Regions from separate parts of the Homo sapiens genome. Here region 1 is linked to region 2. The links are chromatin contacts, found by Hi-C or POLR2A ChIA-PET in ENCODE. All regions are on one chromosome and are shown on one strand. The core of a region is the stretch at or near the end of the contact, and the rest is flanking DNA. Distances in the headings are between cores, read along the strand shown.

The links. A loop is a pair of places that touch in the nucleus more often than their neighbours do. ChIA-PET counts read pairs that join two places held with the same protein, here RNA polymerase II (POLR2A). Pooled maps may share reads with other maps.
Region 1: a pooled map shows a loop between it and region 2 (17-fold over the local background). The contact joins the promoter of SNAP23 here to the promoter of CCNDBP1 in region 2. A Hi-C loop is called at or near these places in 1 of 37 single-sample maps with no recorded cell type and 9 of 50 pooled maps. POLR2A ChIA-PET finds 5 or more read pairs at or near these places in 1 of 52 experiments (AG04449).

What each region holds. Positions count from the first base shown.
Region 1 is chr15:42,491,786-42,496,933 of GRCh38, forward strand. It overlaps SNAP23 (synaptosome associated protein 23), which reads left to right and starts at 3,849. Exons shown (of 8, transcript NM_003825.4): 1 at 3,849-3,928. RefSeq lists enhancers at 3,522-4,065, 4,066-4,609.
Region 2 is chr15:43,183,726-43,188,771 of GRCh38, forward strand. It overlaps CCNDBP1 (cyclin D1 binding protein 1), which reads left to right and starts at 1,678. Exons shown (of 11, transcript NM_012142.5): 1 at 1,678-1,882; 2 at 2,095-2,154; 3 at 2,429-2,508. The coding sequence starts at 1,774. TMEM62 (transmembrane protein 62) reads left to right here. Exons shown (of 14, transcript NM_024956.4): 14 at 535-1,419. The coding sequence ends at 861. LOC124903478 (a long non-coding RNA gene) reads right to left here and starts at 2,162. Exons shown (of 2, transcript XR_007064604.1): 1 at 2,044-2,162. RefSeq lists silencers at 1,404-1,703, 1,924-2,013 and an enhancer at 2,184-2,283.

The sequences.
Region 1 (5,148 bases), core at 2,599-5,098, 690 kb before region 2:
TGCCCAGGCTGGTCTCAAACTCCTCGGCTCAAGTGATCTGCCTGCCTTGGCCTTCCAAAGTTCTGGGATTGCAGGTGTCAGCCACCGCGCCCAGCCTACATTTATTATTTATTTATTTAGTTAGTTAGTTAGTTAGTTATTTTGAGATGGAGTCTTGCTCTGTCGTTCAGGCTGTAGTGCAGAACCGCTCTCTTGGTTCACTGCAACCTCCACCTTCCGGGTTCAAGCGATAATCCTGCCTCAGCCTCCCAAGTAGCTGGAATTACAGACGTGCACTACCACGCCCAACTAATTTTTGTATTTTTAGTAGAGATGGGGTTTCGCCATATTGGCCAGGCAGGTCTCAAACTCCTGACTTCAAATGATCCGCCCACCTCGGCTTCCCTAAGTGCTGGTATTACAGGTGTGAGCCACCGCGCCCGGCCGCCTATATTTATTATTAAACTTAGCCCATACCCATTCCCTCAGAAACCTAATTTTAGTGACTAAGACTATCAGATAAATGAAATGACATTCAGGTTGATAATTATGTGGAGTGTCCCTCCTATATTATTGAGATTATAACATCTCTGTTTAACAAGACCTTCAACGTCTCAAATAAAAGTAAGCAGCGGTGGGGCACAGTGGCTCACGCCTGTAATCCCAGCACTTTGGGAGGACGAGGTGGGCAGATCATGAGGTCCAGAGATCGAGACCATCCTGGCCAACATGGTGAAACCCCTTCTCTACTAAAAACACAAAAATTAGCTGGGCGTGGTGGTGCGTGCCTGTAGTCCCAGCTACTCGGAAGGCTGAGGAAGGAGAATCGCTTGAACCCGGGAGTCGGAGGTTGCAGTGAGCCGAGACCTCGCCCCTGCACTCCAGCCTAGCGACAGAGCGAGACTGCGTCTCAAAAAAAAAAAAAAAAAAAAAAAGAGAGAGAAAAAAGAAAGGAAGCGGCTATATTAACCTCTTCTATGTAAATCCAGATTTGTTCTAGAGGTTTAGGAAACTTCCAATTCCGTGTTTGTGACATCACAAGTCCTTGAAACACTCAAGGGTTGTGGTACGCTGCTCATTCTATTCTCCTTCAAAGGCATGCAATGGAGGAACTATTTTACCCTATAAACTCTGGGCCATCATTCAGGGAAAAGCCTGTAGAAGACCACAGTCAGATATTGGTGAGTGCCAAGGTAACGCTAGATTATGGTTTCTCAACTTTGGGATTACTGACATTTTGGAACATATACTTTTTTGTCAGGGGTATCCTGTGCATTATAAGATGTTTAGCAGCAGACTGGGAGCAGTGGCTCACACATGTAATCCTATAACTTTGGGAGGTCAAGGGAGGCAGATCGCTTGAGTCCAGGAGTTTGAGACCAGCCTGGGTGACATGGTGAAACCGTGTCTCTACAAAAAATGCAGAAATTAGCCGGCAGTGGTGGTGCACACCTGTAGTCCCAGCTACTCAGGAGGCTGAGGTGGGAGGATTTGAGCTGCAAAGGTAGAGGTTGCAGTGAGCTGACATCACACCATTGCACTCCAGCCTGAGCAACAGAGCAAGACCTTCTCTCTCTCTCTCTCTCTCTCTATATATATATACATATATGTGTGTGCGTGTGTGTGTATGTATGTTTAGCAGCACTGTTGGACACGATGCTAGTAGTACCCACCCCCGTTTCCCTGTCATCACAATAAAGCATCTCCAGACATTGCCAAATATCCCCCGGAGGACAAAATCGTCCCTGGTTGAGAACCACGGAATTATATCAATGACCATCACAACCCTAAATGAACTAATGAACTCAACCATACATTTTCTCCACCTCTGCCCTCAACAAGTGACTGCTGCTTGAGAAATTTACACAGGAGGGCAGAAAATGGTGAGTTCATTTTTGCCCATATTAAAAAGGCCCTCAATATTGCTTACCAGTCCTACAACATTCTTCTGTCAACTTGTTGTATTACTTTCTACAATATTCCAAATCTTCTCAGCTTTCCTTTAAACTCCCAATACCACCTCCTTTTCTATCAGAAGATGACCCCATCTTCAACTTCACAGAGAAAACAAGTCAGCAAATGAGAACTTTAACTTCCTGTTACTAAACATACAGAAACATACTTCCTCTCATAATTGGGGAAATATCTCCTCTCTCTCTCTTTCTCCCTCCCTGCCCTCTTCCAAAACCATTATTCTTACCAGTGTTTCGAACTGCCTCTAAACTGCCTCTATTCTTACCCTTTCAAGATCTTTGCCTACTGACTATCCCTTCTCTTCCTTTATTCAACCATTTTTTTCTCAGTTGAATCTTCCCTACCATGCTCAAGTTTCTCCTGTCTTAATTCTAACAAAAATCAAAAAAACAAAAACAAAAAATCTTGATCCTTCATCATTCTCCCTCCTTCCTCCCTGTCAAGGCCAAACTTTCCAAAAGCATTCTACAACTTGTCCCCATCTCTACATCTCCCCCACCTCCAAACTACTAAGTTGTTTTTTTCAACCCCAGCATTCCAACAAACAGCTTTCACTGAGATAATCAGTGACCTCTGTGTTATGAAATTAAAAAAAACATTTCTCAGGCTTCATCTTCCTTGATCCCTTAGGAATAGACTACTTACTCCTTGAAGCACTTTTTTTTTTTTTTTTTGAGATGGAGTCTGGCACTGTCGCCAGTGATAGACATTATGATAGTAATGTAGCTGGGATTACAGACACCCGCCACCACACCCAGCTATTTTTTCTTTCTTTTTTTTTTTTTTTTGTAGGGGGGACGGAATTTCACTCTCGTTGCCCAGCCTGGAGTGCAATGGCATGATCTTGGCCCACTGCAACCTCCGCCTCCCAGGTTCAAGCGATTCTCCTGCCTCAGCCTCCCGACTAGCTGGGATTACAGGCGCCTGCCACCATGCCCGGCTAATTTTTTGTATTTTTAGTAGAGATGGGGTTTCTCTATGTTGGCCAGGCTGGTCTGGAACTCCTGACCTCGTGATCTGCCCGCTTCAGCCTCCCAAAGTGCTGGGATTGATTACAGGCGTGAGCCACTGTGCCTGGTGAAGCACTTTCTTTTCTTGATTTCCAGCAGTTTATTTTATTCTTAGAGGTGCATGGAGGGGTTCCTGCAGCAAATAGTTTACAATAATCCTCCATCTGCTTAAAACTCTTCAATAGCTTTCAGTGCCCCTAGTACAAAGTGGTCTAAAATTCCAAGGCCTTCCAAGATCTAGCGATTGTTGGCCTTCTAAAGCTTTCTTTCCTCTACACTCGGGGATGTACGATTAGCACTAAGCCTCTAACAAGGATGAACTACTAGAAATTTCCAGAAGGCGTTATGCTGTTCTCGACATAAGCTGTTCCCCAGAGCCTGGAAAACTCTAGCTCTTTCTCTGCCGGATTTCCGGGGGAACTCCTACTTATCCTTCATGACTCAAGTCACTTCCTCCGGGAACCCTTCCAGACACCCCTAAGAATAAAACGCTTTGTTCATTATCAGCCAAAGGCGCCTCAAATTTTCTATGTGCTATGCACTGTATTCTATCCACTATAATTTGTTTACATATCTATATCTTAGTCTAGACATATTGAAAGGCGATGAAGAGCAGGGAAAGCACTGTATTCGCTTTCTTTTCTTCAGCGTTCATCCAGCACAGTGCCTGGCATACGGTTTGCCCTCAGTAAATGTTTATTGCATGAACACCTCCCAGCTTCGGGCAGGACTGAAATCTATCCGGTTAACTAGTGAATTCCCAGACTCTCCGTCTGCGTGGCAGGGACATTTAAACCCCCAGCACCGTGATTGGCTCCAGCTGCAGGGGTGTGTCTGTGTCCGCGGCGAACGGGAAGTGAGCAGGCGCGCGGGCTCGGCGCGCGCAGGCGCGACTAGGGTGCAGCGCCAGGTCCGGTGTTGGGGTGTCCGAGTTGCCGCCGGAGAGGAGTGGCCTCGCCCGCTTGGTGAGTCTCCAGGAGTGGGACGGAGGGAGCTGGCCGGGATGAAGTCTGAGACTATGTCCTGAGAAGAAAGAGTGTATCGTATTGGTTGAAAAGTTGGTGGGGTCGGGCTTAAGCGGAGGAGGGGGCTCTCTGGCCCTTACTCGGCAGATGGGCCCGGAGAGAGGACGGGAGGTGCCGGGAGAACATCGAGGGACCAGTGGAGGAAGGGTAGCTGGATGGTAATTCTCTGGACCCTTCCTCGAAATTAAACAGAGATCACTTTCCGCCCCTCACCCTTACTGTGTTGCTGTAGTTGACATTAATAGACTGCCTGTATGGTGACCACAGTGATCAGATAGCTCTGAGATAATGGCTTGAGGAAGGACTCTGAGGTTCCTGGTATTGGATAGCCCTTGCTCTCTAGAAAGGTTCAGCCTTACCTCGCGGCATTACTGCACAAATTAGAGGATCAGGAAAAGAATGAATTTCACAATTCGGGATTGGAGTGGTGGGGGGAAAAAGTACTGTAAAGTGTAGTTTCATCTCGTCCTTTTTTTCTTCTTTAATCAGTCACCACAATGTTAGGAAAGGCAGTTGATGGTAGGAGGAAACGTAAAGACATAAAAGTGGGAGAGGAAAAAAAAGTCAAGAAGGGAGTATCATTTTGCCTTTTGCTATTTGTCATCTCCTGGAATGGGGTCTGTATTAGTGCGTTCTCACACTGCTATAAAGAAGTACCCAAGGCCGGGCTTGGTGGCTAACGCCTGTAATCCCAGCACTTTGGGAGGTCGAGGAGAGAGGATCATATGAGATCAGGAGTTCGAGACCAGCCTGGCCAACATGATGAAATCCCATCTCTACTAAAAATACAAAAATTAGCCAGGCGTGGTGGTATATGCTTGTAATCCCAGCTACTCCGGAGGCTGAGGCAGGAGAATCACTTGAACCTGGGAAACAGAGGTTGCAGTGAACCGAGATCGTGCCACTGAGCTTCAGCCTGGGAGACAGAGTCAGGCTCCAACTCAAAAAAAAACAAAAAGCAAAAGAAATACTCGAGACTGGGTAATTTATAAAGGAAGGAAGTTTAATTGACTCTCAGTTCTGCATGGCTGGGGAGGCCTCAGGAAACTTATAATCATGGTGGAAAGCAAAGGAGAAGCCAAGCACCTTCTTCACAGGATGGCAGGAGAGAGACAGTGAAGGGGAAAAAGCCCCTTATAAAACCAGTATCATGAGAACAG
Region 2 (5,046 bases), core at 428-2,927:
CCCAACTTGGAGCCTAGCTCATGCCTGCTACATAATGGGTGCTCAATAAATATTTGTTAAATGAATGAATCATACAGCAGCTCAACTTGGATTATAATTTAGATACTCTAATTTATATTCCAGTACTTATCATGCTACCTCAAACAAAAATGGAGGTAAGAAAAAAAATACTGATAGCCAAGTCCTCCCCTCACTCCACCAAAAAAGAGGGGTTGTTGTATGTGTGTGTATACATTTACTCAGTTCAATTCCAGCTTAACACCATTGGGTATTAACTGTGTATATGATACTGTACTACAAGTTGGGACTTCAGCATAAATTAAATGATACCTGCCTCTAAGATGAATAAAAGGACATGGGCAAATACACAACTAGCCACAAGTCAGCTGTTGTGTTATAAGCAACTGTGCTTGAAGTAAATTAGCTAACGCCAAGACAGATAGCAGCATAGTCTTAGGATCCACTAATAATGCATTATTAAGACCAAACTCTTCCAAGGACTTGGGAGTAAGCTATGGTTCTGTTCTTTTCCAGCTGGCGTTTTTTAACATCCCCTTGATGGCTTACATGTGTTGGAGCTTGCTGCAGCGGTGCTTTGGTCACAACTTCAGGTCTCATCTCCATCAAAGAAAATACTTGAAAATTATGCCTGTTCACCTACTTATGCTACTGCTGTACATCTGGCAGGTTTATTCCTGCTACTTTCTTTATGCAACATACGGCACCCTAGCTTTTTTATTCTCCCCTTTGCGGACCTGGTTGACACTGCTGACACCTGTTCTCATTCGTTATGTGTGGACACTGAACTCCACCAAGTTTGGAATCTTCATGGTGCAGTTAAAAAGCCACCTGAGCTCCTGAAGGCCATGTCTCACCACTGGCAGCTGGGCAGAAGCCCAGCCTCTGTGTCTGTAGCCCAGGCCTCTACCCCAGTAGCAGGTGGAGGGCCAGGATTGGTGGGTGAGCTTTAGGGAGCAGCTGCTCGTTTGGAGTCCTGGACGTTGGAGGGATTACCCACTACTGATACCTGCAGAATGGACTGCAGAAAAGTCTCAAAAATAATGCCTTTATTCCTTCCCTCCCTAAGGAGGCAAAGAGTTGATTTACCTTTGTGAAGAGAAAACCCTTATCTAGGACATCCACAGGGTAGAGGTTGGGTGTGTGTACGGGAGTGTCTGAGGCCCAGTGTGTTTTTTAGGGTTACCCCATGTAAAGCACTTACCGCTGTGCTTGGAATTCAGCAGCTGTCAAAGGTGCAATTTCAGGGGCAGGGAACCTTTGAGGATCTGGGCCCGACCCTCACTACCCCTGAGATATTAGTTCCCAGGCCTGTTTTCCCACAGGATTGTGGGCTCTCTGCTTCCTTAGTCGGAAGTGTTTTCAACTAATCAAATAAATGAATGAATGATGAATAAGAAAGACGGTGAGCCTGAGGCTTGCTTGTGTAGCCTGGCCTAAGGGGCAAGAGAAGGCGTGGCCTGTCCTGGCCTCTGAGAGTGGGATGGTTGGTGCTGTACCTCAGGGGACAGGGCGGGGCGGGAGGAGGCGGGGCCAGGCCTGGTCTCTGATAACGGGATGGGTGGTGCTGGACCTCGGGCGGGGCCGGGCCTCGTGGCGGGAGGAGGCAGGGCAGGGCCTCTGGGACGGGGCTGGACGGCTTGTTGACGGAAACGAGCCCTTGACGCTGTGGCCCGGAAGTGGAGCGGCTGTCGCAGTGCGGCTCCGGCAGTGGCAGCGGAGGCCTGTGTTTGCGGCCTTCGGCAAGCGACTGAGATGGCGAGCGCAACTGCACCTGCAGCCGCAGTCCCCACCCTGGCTTCGCCTTTGGAGCAGCTCCGGCACTTGGCGGAGGAGCTGCGGTTGCTCCTGCCTCGAGTGCGGGGTGAGCTGACGGAGTTAGAACGGGCGACGGCAGGGGCGGGCTCGGGGTCGGGGAGAGGCCGGGCTCGGGGTCGGGGAGAGGCCGGGCTCGGGGTCGCGGAGAGGGCGGGCTGGGGCGGCGGCGGGGAGCCGGGCTTGGGCGAGGGAGGTGGCTCCGCTTACCTCAGCTTTTCCATTCGCCACCGTTCGGCCCCCACACGCCACACCCACAAGTCGGCGAAGCCCAGGAGACCACCGAGGAGTTTAATCGAGAGATGTTCTGGAGAAGACTCAGTGAGTGCGCCTCCTTCCGGGCTCCCCTTGCCTCAGTTCCTCCAGCGTCCCGACCCCTTTTCCTCCCGCTGTCCCCCACGGAGGGGACTGCTCTCCCCCGCTGCATCCTTTCTGTGAGGTACCTTACCCACCTCAGCACCTGAGAGGGTGAAATAGAATTCTAACCTCGACATTCGGGAAGTGTTTTTGAGAAGTCTCGGTCGGTAAGGGAAGTCTTCCAAGTCCGTGCAGCACTAACGTATTGGCACCTGCCTCCTCTTCGGCCACCCCCCAGATGAGGCAGCTGTGACTGTGTCAAGGGAAGCCACGACTCTGACCATAGTCTTCTCTCAGCTTCCACTGCCGTCTCCACAGGTGGGCTTCACTTTCGTGGAATCCTTGGGCTGCCGAGTTACACCTTAGGAATCCTCTAATTTTCTTTCCACCTTTTGCACGCACGCCAGGAGATTTCTTTTCTTCATCTGTCCAGTGAGGTTACCGTTTTTACTTCACAGGATTGTTGTGAAGACCGAATTGCCAAGTGCAGTTCCTGGCGCGGAGTAGGCAGGTCTTATAAATATTGGTTCAGTCTGAAGTTTATCCTGGTTGTTTCCCTTCTGATAATTTTTTAAGCACTTTTTATTTGCTGGGTGTTTTCACATACTTGATGGCCATCTGACAGATGAGCAAGGAGGCTCAGAAGCTCAGCTTAAGATTTAAAAAAAAGCAGGGGGGCTAGAATTTAAATCAAGGTCTATCTGATGTCTAAGCTACCTATTCTGTTATACTGCATAATACCCTTTTTATATTATTTTTTATATTTAATCAGTAACATATGTAGATAGTACAAAATTCAACAGATATCAAAGTGTGTTAAGTTTACCTTTCCACCCACTTTCTCATTTTTGTCTCCCCCAGTTCCTTTTGCATTATTCCACGTATATTCTGTGCATATATACATTCATATACATTTATCTGTATGTGTCAGCTTCTTTTTACACAAATGATACATAAACACTGTTCTGGACCTTCCAACTTAGAATTACTGCAAACAGTGTCGTGATGAATTACCTAATTCTGTGTATGTGTGTATATTGGTAGAAAAAATTCCCGGAAGTAGAATTGCTAGAACAAAGATTTATGCATTTTAAATATTCCTTTATTATAAAACTAATGAAAGTAAACATGTTGGCTATGACCACGTATGCTCTATGCTCAGTTTTTCTAGAGTTGTGTATGCTTAATATAGGAGTAAGATTCTTTTAAAATGGCATATTCATTGCCTTATTTGATTTTCATAGTCAATTGTTTTAATTTTTCAGTCTACATATATAGGTGTTTGGAAAGGATATAAATATCTTCTGCTGCATGTACCTACAGTGATAAACTCTCTCCTCCTACATACCTTTGAGATTTTTTTTTTTTTTTTGAGACAGAGTCTCTCTCTGTCACTCAGGCTGGAGTGCAGTGGCACAGTCTGGGCTCACTGCATCCTCTGCCTACCGGGTTCAAGCAGTTCTCCTGCCTCAGCCTCTCGAGTAGCTGGGATTACAGGCACCTGTCACCACGCCTGGCTAATTTTTGTATTTTTAGTTGAGACGGGGTTTCACCATGTTGGGCAGGCTAGTCTCGAACTCCTGACCTCAAGTGATCCGCCTGCCTTGGCCTCCCACAGTGTTGGGATTACAGGTGTGAGCCACCGTGCCTGGCCTACCTTTGAGATTTGTGATGAGGAAACAAGAGATGAATTGTATGAGAGCACTTCAAAAGATTCATGGAAAATACTTATTTCAAAAAGAGTAGTTAATATTACCTTATTTTTCTTATCTGCTAACCCCTTTCTTTCAAATGCACTTAGGACTTGCTGCTAAAACTCACTGCAAGTAAGATACCACAAGGAGGCAGCATAGAACTGATTTTCTATACATGCTCAGGACAGTAGTTTCACTCATAGATGAAAAGTTAGAATTTGGATTTATTTGAAATATATACAAATATTCAAGTATATACATATATTCAAATAAATACATATATGTATATATGTGTGTATATACACACATACATACACATGAATCATCATTGCCTTCTTGAGATCTCACCACTTTAGTCCTACTAAAAGATGGGTGGTTGTTGGTTTTTTTTTGTTGTTGTTGTTGTTTTTTAAATTCCAATCTGTATGGAATGATACTTTAATAAAATTATGTGCTCGGATGTTGAATAAATGTCAAATTGCCATAAAAGTTTCTAAACACTCTCAGTCACTGCTTATCTCATCCCTGACTGGTCACAAACAGTTTGTAGACTGGCTCCAACCTGGACCACATTTGTATAGTATTGACTTAGAATTTAACAGAAAATTGAGGACAAGGAAGATGAGAAAGCCAGTGACCACCTAGAAGGAAAATAGTTAACATGGAGCATTGTCGAGTCCATGCTAGTTACCTTTAGTTACATATTCTGATTCTGTTAAAAAAAGAGAGAGACCTGGTTAATGGTTTAATAACCATGGTCTGTCAGTTGGTCTGTCTGTCTCTCTCCCTCCCTCTCTTTTCTGTAAAGGGCCAGTTAGTAAATATTTTAGATTTTGTAACCAACTACCCAACTCTGCCCTTATAGAGCAAACACAACTACAGACATTAAAACCAGTGAGTATGGCTGTGTCCCAATACACTTCATTTCCAAAAACAGGCAGTGGGGCCTGACTTGGCCTGAGGACCACAGTTTGCCAGCTCCTGGTCTAAGATATCATGAATATCTTGGGATACAGAGTATCAGGAATAAGTTTTTTCCTGCTGTTTCTTAATGGTTTATTGAGTTGTCAGCCCAATATCTACTATATAGCTAACTCCTCCCTGGTATGTGATGAGTATAGTAGGCCTGCCTTCATACCAGGACTTCAGAAAATGTTTGATG